2 separate regions of the Homo sapiens genome follow, and region 2 is linked to region 1. The links are chromatin loops, found by intact Hi-C in ENCODE. Cell type or tissue: endothelial cell of umbilical vein. All regions are shown on one strand.

What was found. A loop is a pair of places that touch in the nucleus more often than their neighbours do. Peaks named below come from ENCODE experiments on the same cell type or tissue, not always from the same donor. Only the 100,000 strongest peaks of a DNase experiment are listed, where the experiment ranks them.
Region 2: a loop joins it to region 1, with 3 times the contacts of the local background. A loop is called at or near these places in 7 of 110 quality-filtered maps.

Annotation. Positions count from the first base shown.
Region 1 is chr2:102,018,049-102,023,048 of GRCh38, forward strand. It overlaps IL1R2 (interleukin 1 receptor type 2), which reads left to right. Exons shown (of 9, transcript NM_004633.4): 5 at 1,590-1,764; 6 at 4,139-4,201. Among named protein-coding and RNA genes, the nearest start is that of IL1R2, 29 kb to the left of the region's middle. RefSeq lists a silencer at 2,933-3,126. In endothelial cell of umbilical vein, a CTCF peak has its summit at 2,747 (motif pointing right); DNase peaks (open chromatin) are centred at 2,763 and 3,973.
Region 2 is chr2:102,182,591-102,187,590 of GRCh38, forward strand. IL1RL2 (interleukin 1 receptor like 2) reads left to right here and starts at 4,433. Exons shown (of 12, transcript NM_003854.4): 1 at 4,433-4,496. RefSeq lists an enhancer at 4,089-4,618. In endothelial cell of umbilical vein, a CTCF peak has its summit at 2,937; a DNase peak (open chromatin) is centred at 2,901; H3K4me3 peaks cover 218 bases.

The sequences.
Region 1 (5,000 bases):
AAGTAGCCAGCTCCTATGAATAAGCTGGCTGAGCTCTAGAATGCATTCTCTCTCTCTCTCTCTTTTTAATAGAGATAGGGTCTCACCATGTTGGCCAGGCTGGCCTCGAACTCCTGGGTTCAAGTGATCCTTCCACCTCAGCTTCCCACAGTGCTGAGATTATAGGTGCAAGCCCCCAAGCCCAGCCTAGAATGCATTCTCTTTTGGTTTGGGAAAAGCATAAAGAGGACAAATGAAAGTTTTTACCTGGAGAGGAAAGAGCACAGGCTCTGGCGTCAATGGGTCTGGGTTTGAAACTCTGTTCCTTCTCTGATCTGTTGTGCAGCCGTGGCCGAGTGACTCCACCTCTCGAACCTGTTTCCTCTGTAAAGTGGCAATTAATAACTTTCACCACCTGGGATTGTTTCAAAGATTAAATGGAATCATGTGTATGAAGCACCCGGTGCAGTGCTTGACATATAAATGGTGCTCAATAAATGTGCATGGACAAAGATGTCATGGTGATGCTTAGTAATATTTATTCCCTTCATAATAATGATACCTATTACTGCGCATGTACTATATCCAAGCCTGTTCTAAACTCCCTGACATGCAACCCGATGAAGTAGGAACTGTAAATATCCCCCCTTTTTACAGTTAAGGACCCATAAGGATGTTCCCAAGATCACACAGCCAGTAGATGGTGAAGTCAAAACTCAAACCCAGGAGGCCAGTTCCCATACACCACTGGAATGACTGTGGTGCTGGGCTCTATTTGGCATTTTTCATATTTGACTACTCATGCTTAGAACAATGAAATATCTCCTTTCAATTAAATATGTTCTAAAGTGGTACTTCATGAGCCATGTGGCAATTTCAATTTTATCTGTGTTCTCGTTCGGAGTAAGATTCTGAAGTGACTCAAGGTTATATTTGACTGTTGCAAACGTTGAATAATCATGATTTTGAAAGTGATGTCCCTGAGAACATTGTGTGCTCATTAGGGTGTTTTTAGAAATCCCATTCCGCTCTTTCTATTTCCTGGAGGCCTTGATCTTGAGGATTCTATTCTGCAGAGACCCCAGAGAACCTTGTGTCCATATAAAAAGTGTGGACTCGTTTCCCCTATTTAGTTTTTCTTATAACAGAGATTTTTCTGTTACTGACTCACAAAATTGAAATGCTTTTTAAAGTAATTACTGCAACGTCATCTCTTCTGAGCATTGTTGTCCAGGTCATCATGACGATTTATAGTGCTCTTCCCAGATACTTCCTAAGGCCTGAAGGTAGCAGTCAGGACATAAACATATTTGTATTTTAGATGGCTTACTTTGTCAAAGAAGAGTTCGTCTCTTTTTTTTCCCCTTGGACAAATATGCTCTAACTATTGTAGTTAACCAAATCTAGCAATTTTATTTGTTTATATGTTAACAAATTCCTTCCCCTAATAATACAGTCAAACGTATGCCCAAAGTACAAAATTGGCAAAGTAAATACCAGGACAATTCTTGGATTGCAAATCCCACATTGGTTGATAATGATGATGTAATTCATAGCCTTTGAGATGTATATTGGTATAATGTCAACTTAAAAAAACATTTTCCCTTAAGGATTCTCTTCTTTTGGATAAAGACAATGAGAAATTTCTAAGTGTGAGGGGGACCACTCACTTACTCGTACACGATGTGGCCCTGGAAGATGCTGGCTATTACCGCTGTGTCCTGACATTTGCCCATGAAGGCCAGCAATACAACATCACTAGGAGTATTGAGCTACGCATCAAGAGTAAGTACTTGCCATTGAGGCACCTATCTATCCTGGTTCAATAACAAGCATGCAGAGAACAAATGACGGTGCACGTAGAATTCCTTGCAGGTCTTTGGAATGAAGGATAACGGAAAACAGATCCATCAGCTCTCCTGAAGCATCAGGTTAATAAGACGTGTGTGATACTTTGAAAGGTATAAATCAGGGTGTTGTTCTGAGAACAGGTGAACGAATTGGGAAGGTTATAGGGTTGCAAGATGAAGGCTAAAACACACCACTCAAGAGAGTCAAACAGTGGCTTCTGTAGAAGGTACCCTTGGAAAGTGTCCTGTGAAGCTTTGCACCTATAGGGCTAGAGGTCACCACATGCTGTAACTTTATGTTCAATTTTAGGATACTTCAATTTTATTGGGTATTCTAACCAGAGAGCTAGCCTTGCACATCCAGTGGAAATTGCCTTTTATTTGTCTTCCCTAAGGTGGGTCTAGCTGCCCTTAATAGCAATATTTCAAATAGTCAGAGCTGCCATTGATTAAAAGGAGTTTCGTTTGAAAATGCTGTTTTGAGCAGTATTGGCTATTGTTTCACATTTGTTCAACATTTACTCCGTACCAACTGTGTGCCGGACATGGAGACAGGTGTAACCATGTGTAAATCCTGGACTTTGCCTTGGAGAGTGGGCCACACTTCTTTGTTTTTTATACTGAATAATGATCACAACTGGGGTCTTTTGAGGGGATTTCAGAGAGCTTCAGAGACACGCTAAGTTTAAATAATTGGTCTATAAGGGGAAAATATATTTTTCTCACAGAGCATCCAGAGATTCAGTTGCACCGCATTTTCCCACGGACTGAGGTGTCCTGATTGTGTTTGTTTTACAGTCCTGTGAGGATTCGTTCATATCAGCTCCTTGCTTCTGGACAGGCCACTGACTCAGGTCTCCTGAGGCTTTCCGTGGACCGGCACGGTCCTGTCTCTGCGATACTGTGCATGAACACTAGGGGGCAGCCGCCCTACATGCCTGTCTGTGTTGTGATCCTCCCAGGATCTCAGTGGCTCTCAAGGGGTGGTCCTGGGCCAGCAGCGCCTCATCACCTGGGTACTCAACAGACATGCAAATCTCGGGTCCCGTGGAGACCTACTGATTGAAACTGGAGTCTGGGGGCTGTCATCTGTGTCTCACAAGCCCCCGGGTGATGCTGGGGACCCTCAAGTCTAAGAAGCACTGAGATCCTGGAGGCTTCTTTCTCTCCCTGGATGCCCCAGCTCCATAGGGCAGCGCGTGACTTGGAGGAGGGGAGGAAAAGGCGTCTGGCCGTGGTCGAAAAGCCGTCTGCCCCTCAGGCTGTCCTGCCATGCTGTCTAATGTGTACTCATGTCAGGATTTCAAAATGCTGTTTCGTGGAAGTGAGGATGATGAGGCCCGTCGTGGAGACAACTCACAGCCCTCACCCCCCAGGTGTCCTTTTTGCTCATTTCAGGGGCCTCGTTTCTTTCTTTCTTTTCTTTTCTTTTTTTTTTTTTTTTTGGTTTTTTTTTGAGGCGGAGTCTCGCTCTGCCACCCAGGCTGGAGTGCAATGGCGCGATCTCGGCTCACTGCGACCTCTACCTCCCGGGTTCAAGCGATTATCCTGTCTCAGCCTCCTGAGTAGCTGGGATTACAGGCTTACGCCACCAAGCCCAGCTAATTTTTGTATTTTTAGTAGAGACAGGGGTTCACCATGTTGGTCAGGCTGGTCTCGAACTCCTGACCTGTTGATCCACCTGCCTCGGCCTCCCAAAGTGCCGGGATTACAGGCGTGAGCCACTGCACCCGGCCACCTCCTTTCTTTACGTTGGCTCTAATCCCTTGGAGATCCACTTCTGCCTCTCCAGAGAGTTTATCTCTTCAATTAACAAGGCCTCTGTGGCCGAGGCCAGGTTACACACTAGCCTTCCAAATAGGTGTTTCTTGAGCCCTGTGCCTTTTCTAGAAGAACTGAGTCTTGAGTATTTTGTGGCAGGCACTTTGGAGAGGTGGAGAAGGTATTTTAGGTCAGGTCAAGTTTCGGGGAAAATCTATCTCGTGGACCTCATAAACATGATTGTTTTCAGGAAGTCTGGGAGGGAAATGGTTAATTGTTTATCATAGAGCAAGGACTGAAGACCTCCTGTCAGCGGAATGTGTGTTTGGCTGTGGCCTCTTCCAGTAATTGCTCTGCTGGGAAAGTCATTGGCCAAGGATGCTCGATTTTGTAGAGAGCCTGTTTCCTTTGCCAGACAAAGCCTGACTCTCATAATGACTGGCCATACTGGAAAGGATAACTTAGTTGATTAGCCAAACAATGACTTGAACCACAGCGTCAAATGAAGGCTTTCCTAACGGAATCTCTTTTCCTTACATCTTTCTCAGAAAAAAAAGAAGAGACCATTCCTGTGATCATTTCCCCCCTCAAGACCATATCAGCTTCTCTGGGTAAGGCCCACAAGGACCATGCATTCCACGCACCTGTGGGGGTGCCTGGTATCCCAATGCAGGGGGCTTGGGACCCTTGCGTCTGCTGATCATACCTGCTCCTTGGGTGCAATGTGCCTGGGTGGAGACCTTAGAACTCCAGTGTGTGAGGCTGGAATAACAAGTGTGAGGAAATATTTCCCTTTGGCCAGTTTGGTTAGAAATGGCATAATCTGAAAACAGGTATACTTTGCTTCATGCAAAGCCTACCTATAAAAATCTGAATGTGAAAATCTGAACGTTCTGGCAGCAGTTATCAACTGCATGAGAAGATGAACAGCATGAACCCCAGGCAGAGCCAGCACCCTCAGTGTATTTAAAATAATTCACATCACCAAAACTTGGCTGGCGCTCTGCCTCTCTCTAAGACTCCATTTGTAAAGTGGGCTCAGCTGTGGTCAGTTTCTTGTTGCCAGAAGAGCTGGTAAGCTGGTTGAATGGTGCCATGAAAATGACCAATGGGGCTTTCTGCTTTTCACTCCATGTGGTACAGTCCATCCTGGCCAGCACAGGTCCACACTAGTGGCCAGTGAGGGTACGTAAGTGTACTGTACTAACAACCAACTGATGCTAGTGGTGGGGCGGAATTGATGTTTATTGAGGATCCACTATGTCCAATGGGATCCCATTCAATCTCAACATAGACCCTGTAGGTTTTATTCTCTCAATTTTCCAAAAGGAAAAAGCCACCCAGGGCATCACGTTGGCTCAGTGGAGGCCAAAAGGCCATGCTCAGAGTCAGGCTGGAGTTCAGATTCAG
Region 2 (5,000 bases), 160 kb after region 1:
AAAACACAGGGGAAATATTTGTGTTCTCAAGCGTACTTTTAGATTTTTAAAAAGTGCTAACCAAGTGGTTAACATTATGCTAGACACTGAGAAAATTACAAGGTAAGAAAAAACAGAAATCTAGCCAGAGAAGAAGAGTGTGAAGAGAAAGTTGTTCAGGAAACAATCTCATATGACAGAGGGTCTTAAACCCATGACTGAACTATTTGGACTTTACCACTAGGAGTAGGTATATGGGAGATATTGGAGGCAACAGGTTGGAAGAACTTTCGACATAAAGAAACACATTGATAGGGCACTATTGTACAGCAGATTGGGAGGAGGTAAAAGGTTACATAGGGAGGTTGTTAGGAAGGTGGTAGAGTAATCCCCTTGGGAGTCAATTATATTTAAGACATTTTATAAAATAAATTAGGAGAAACTTCTTTTTATTACGAAAGCAATAATGGTTTGAGAGAATGTGGAAATTTCTAAAACATATAAGGAAGAAAAATGTCACCCATAACTTCACAACCTAAAGATAATTATTGATATTTTATAACATTTCTATGGATATAACTGAGACCATATAATACATGGAGTTTAACACTCTTTTTAAAACTTAGCATAAATATTTGCCCACATTACTATTATACGAAATACAATCTATAAGTAGTCACTAAGTCTATCAAATGGATGGTCCATAATCTGATAGCTTTGCTGCCTTCAGTGGACATCCAGATTATTTCTAGTTTTAGCTATCAGTAGTCAAAGTGCAATAGTTATCCTTTCTCAAATATTTTTACTTCCCTAATCATTTGCTTAGCATATATTCAGAGGGCAAGATTCCTTTTCAGGTTCTTGATGTTCCATAGAGACATTTGCTCCTCTTACACAAGCAGTGTGTGGCACTGAGAATACTCATTATTAAATCATTGCTAATTTGATAGACAAAAAAAGGTTATCCTTTGCCAGTTAACTATTAACATGGTTGAATGTTTCACTTAACAATTACAATTGGAGGCGGGTGGATCACTTGAAGCCAGGAGTTTGAGACCAGCCTGGTCAACATGGTGAAATGAAACCCCATCTCTACCAAAAACACACAAAAAGCAAAAAACAAAAATTACCTGGGCGTGGTGGTGCACGCCTGTAATCCCAGCTACTAAGGAGGCTGAGGCAGCTGAGGCTATTGGCTTCGTCTGTGTTATTTTATTTTGGAATTTACAAACTGTTTCCTCCTTTGTGATTTTGCACTAGCTGTTTCCTACTTTGGGGAAAGCCCTTCTCGCAGACCTCCACATGCTGGACTCCTTGCCTTGACAAGGGCCTCTGCTGCACCATAGTCCCTTCTGAAGGGAGGACTTCCCCAACACCCTCTCCATCACTTCATCATAATTGCTTTCAGGGTTCTCACCAGCCTGAAATCATCCTTCAAAATTTTCTTATTTACTTGACACTAGAATGACTGTAAACTCTAAGAGGGTCTGTCTTCTGTACAGCTGTATTTCTGGCACTCAGAATATCACCTGGAACACAGTGGGAACTGTATAAATATTTGATGAGGGACTGAGCGAACTAATGAATGGAGCTCGAGGGAGTGAGTGATTAAGCCCAGGACTGCAGGAAACCAAGTGCTTTAAGGACCTCCTTCCAGTCTCCCTGGCTGCTTCTTCCATTTCTAGAAGTCCATTTCATCCCAACAATAGCAGTCTGCTACAGAAATGCTGCTATATATTCCCAAGCCTCATAGAGGGGAAATATGAGAACTTAAGGGCCTTAAAGGTATAAAGATCTTGGTGGAGCCCCAAACACCCACCCCAGCCTAATACTGGGTTTTGGAAAGTTTAATTGTTGCGTGTGAATATATTTCTGTTTCATTCTCATTGGGAAACATTATCTGTGGGATATGGCCAATGGGAAATAATCAGATATTTAGTTAGAACAAATAAAAGGTAGTATGCATCATGTAAAATATAAATTTGTATATGAAATCTTTAATCCAAATTGTTGCCCTCCTACCCTTCTGAATAGCCGTCATATCCTAGTCTGAGGGTCAAATAGACTGAAGGTAAAATTCAACCAAGCAGAATTCTGTAATGCTTTCATCACACACAGATTTGTTGCTTTTTGCCTGCTCTCAGAATGAAGTGATGAATCTCTAGAGGAAGTTGATTTACTTCATAAAAAAAAAAACCAACTGAAAATTATTTCCTATGGCCACTGACTAATGCTAGAAAACATTAAGAATATTCCCATTGAAAAAATATCTGCAAGTGGGAGAGAATTAGACAAGGAGGGGTTGGTAGGGGGATGGTGATAAGCATCTATTACATATTATACACCCTGTTATGGAGGCTTTACAACTGCCACCTCTGAAAACTGGGCATAACCTCTCAATCTAAATGTATATAAAATAAAATCACAGGATAGCTTTTACATCAGAGCAGCAAAACTGGCAAAATTTAAAAGTCTGACATTACCAAATATTGGTAAGAACATGAAGCAATGAAATTCTTTTCCTCTAAAGGACATAGCTATGGAAAAAAATTAGGGCTTTTCTAATACAATTGAGGATGTACCTACCCAATGATTCTGCAATTCCGTTCACTAAATGGCCTCTGAAATACTCGCACAAAAGGACATTACCAGAATCTTTGCAGCAGCACCGTTTATAAGAGCAAAATATAAATTTGGAAAAACTTAAATGTTCGAAGGAGATGAATACATTTAAGTTTTTTTTTTTCAAGGTAATTGAGAACCTGCAGTAAATATTATGGTTTCCTGTTATTTTTAATTGCTAAGTTTACAATACCCGGAATCAGTTCTGCCTTCAAAGCCAAGTGTTCATTTTCCACGTATCAGGAAACACATTTGGCATAGAGACCATCCCAGGAAGTTAAATTTCAGATTCTCAGAATTAGTAGCAAAGTGCAATGTCAGAAGTGTCCAGTGAGAGGCACTGCAGGGGACTGGGATGGCCTGTCTTAACTTCATACATTTTGGGGCAACAATACCCATTAAACTTGGCATATATACTAGTCCTCAGGCTAAGAAATAAGATAGGACACAAATGCATCTATTCATAAAGTGAAAATGAAAAAAGATAGCATAAAGATTTAGAAATACCTTTCAACACTGCTCATAGAAATAATTCTGAATGCAAATCATATGACTTTTATAAAAATAGTAACACTTTTGTTTTGTTTTGGATGAGGACATAAACGCTGAAGAATATACATATACAGAGGAACCTCGTTTACTGCTGATAGTAGGGGAAATAAATAATAATCTCTATTTATAGCTTAAGAAAGAGGTCCTCAAAGAGTGGGAGCCCTATGGGTCCCTGAGAGACCCTTCAAAAAGATCTGTGAAATCAAAACTATGTTCATCGTAATATTAAGACCTTATATTCCTTTTTTATTCTCATTCTCTCATTAGTGTATGGTGGACCTTTTCAGAAGCTATATGACATATTATATCATGACACTGATTGCAGAAGCAAGTATGAGAATCCAGTCATCTTCTAGTAAGCCAGACATCAAAGAGATCTGCATCTATGTAGAACAATGCCGCTTTTCTCAATAAGCCTGTTTTAGAAAGTAGAGTTATTTTTCATAAATTGTATGATATTTGCGTTAACATGTAATGGGTTTATTGTCACTTAAATAAGAAAGTAAACGTTTAAAAATTCTCCCTTTAACTTCTAATGTAGTAATATTGACAGGCATAACCTACATAGACAAAAGCACTTTGGAATCCTCAATACTTTTTAAGAGTGTAGAAATCTACAAACCACTGACCTTCAGCCTATCACAGGAAGCTTTGCTATTAGCACAATTATTGCATCTCTGCTCCTATGGTTGCTTTTGTCTCACTGTCTCTGATCTTTCAAAGACCGTTGGGAAGAGCTTGACCAGTAATCTATTGAATGGAGATTACATTTTGAACCTTTTCCTACAACTCAGTGCCCTGTGGGATGACTCTGGGGTGTCTCCTGATGGCTAGGGCAACAGGTCCCTGTTGACATCACCTTATCGGGAAGTTTTAGACAGGAACAGTCTTCAGGCTCTGAAGTACTTGAACACCATGGGATTCCTGCCTTACAGAAGTTAATGAGCACGACTCAGGCAGATTCATAATTCTCCTTAGAAGCCATTTGGGATGGCTTCCACTTTGGGGTCATTCCACATAGGCCAATGCAGAGCATGCAGTAACTGCTCAAATAGGATTTGGAAAGGAATGAATAATTCATTTAGACGTTCAACTTGGAATAGACTTAAGCAGACACTCCTGGTGATGAAGGACTTAGATGCCAGAAAATCAGGCTCAAAGACTTTCAAGCCACTTCCTAGTGTGATGTCACATTCCTTCCTACGCTCCACTGGGGAAGGCAGGTCTGCCCCGCCCACGGTGGCGGGGAAATACCTAGGCATGGAAGTGGCATGACAGGGCTCGTGTCCCTGTCATATTTTCCACTCTCCACGAGGTCCTGCGCGCTTCAATCCTGCAGGCAGGTAGACACCGGGCCGGGAGTCTGGCTGAGCCAGGCATGGGTGGGGCCCTGACAGTAGGAGAGGTGTGCAGGAAAAGACGTGGCAACAATGTGTGCCACCGCAGGCCAGGGATCAGGCCCCCCAGGCCGGCCCCCGACCGGCTAGGTGACCATGGGGGAGCCGACTCCGTCTCTGGGTCGAGGAGTGGAGCTCGCGGCTATTTTCAGCTCCAGCGGCTCCCTGCCTTCCTTTCTCCTTTCCCGCTGGCCCTTGCCAGGTAGGCCTGCCCTGGCTGCTCCCCAGTGAGCGGGTGTTTGGGGTTTCTGTTTAGACCGCCAGGCTCGGGTGGATCCCGAGGACACAGGCGCGCAGGGGAGGCTCCGTGCGCCGCGAGCGGGGTTGGGGTCCCACGTCTGGAACCCAGGCCGCAGGCTGCGCTGGGGGGCGCCCTGGCCCTCACGGGGGCTCTGGACACCAGCCTGCTTCGCTGTCAGGTGGCAGAAGCAGCTCCCACGCGGTCCCCAC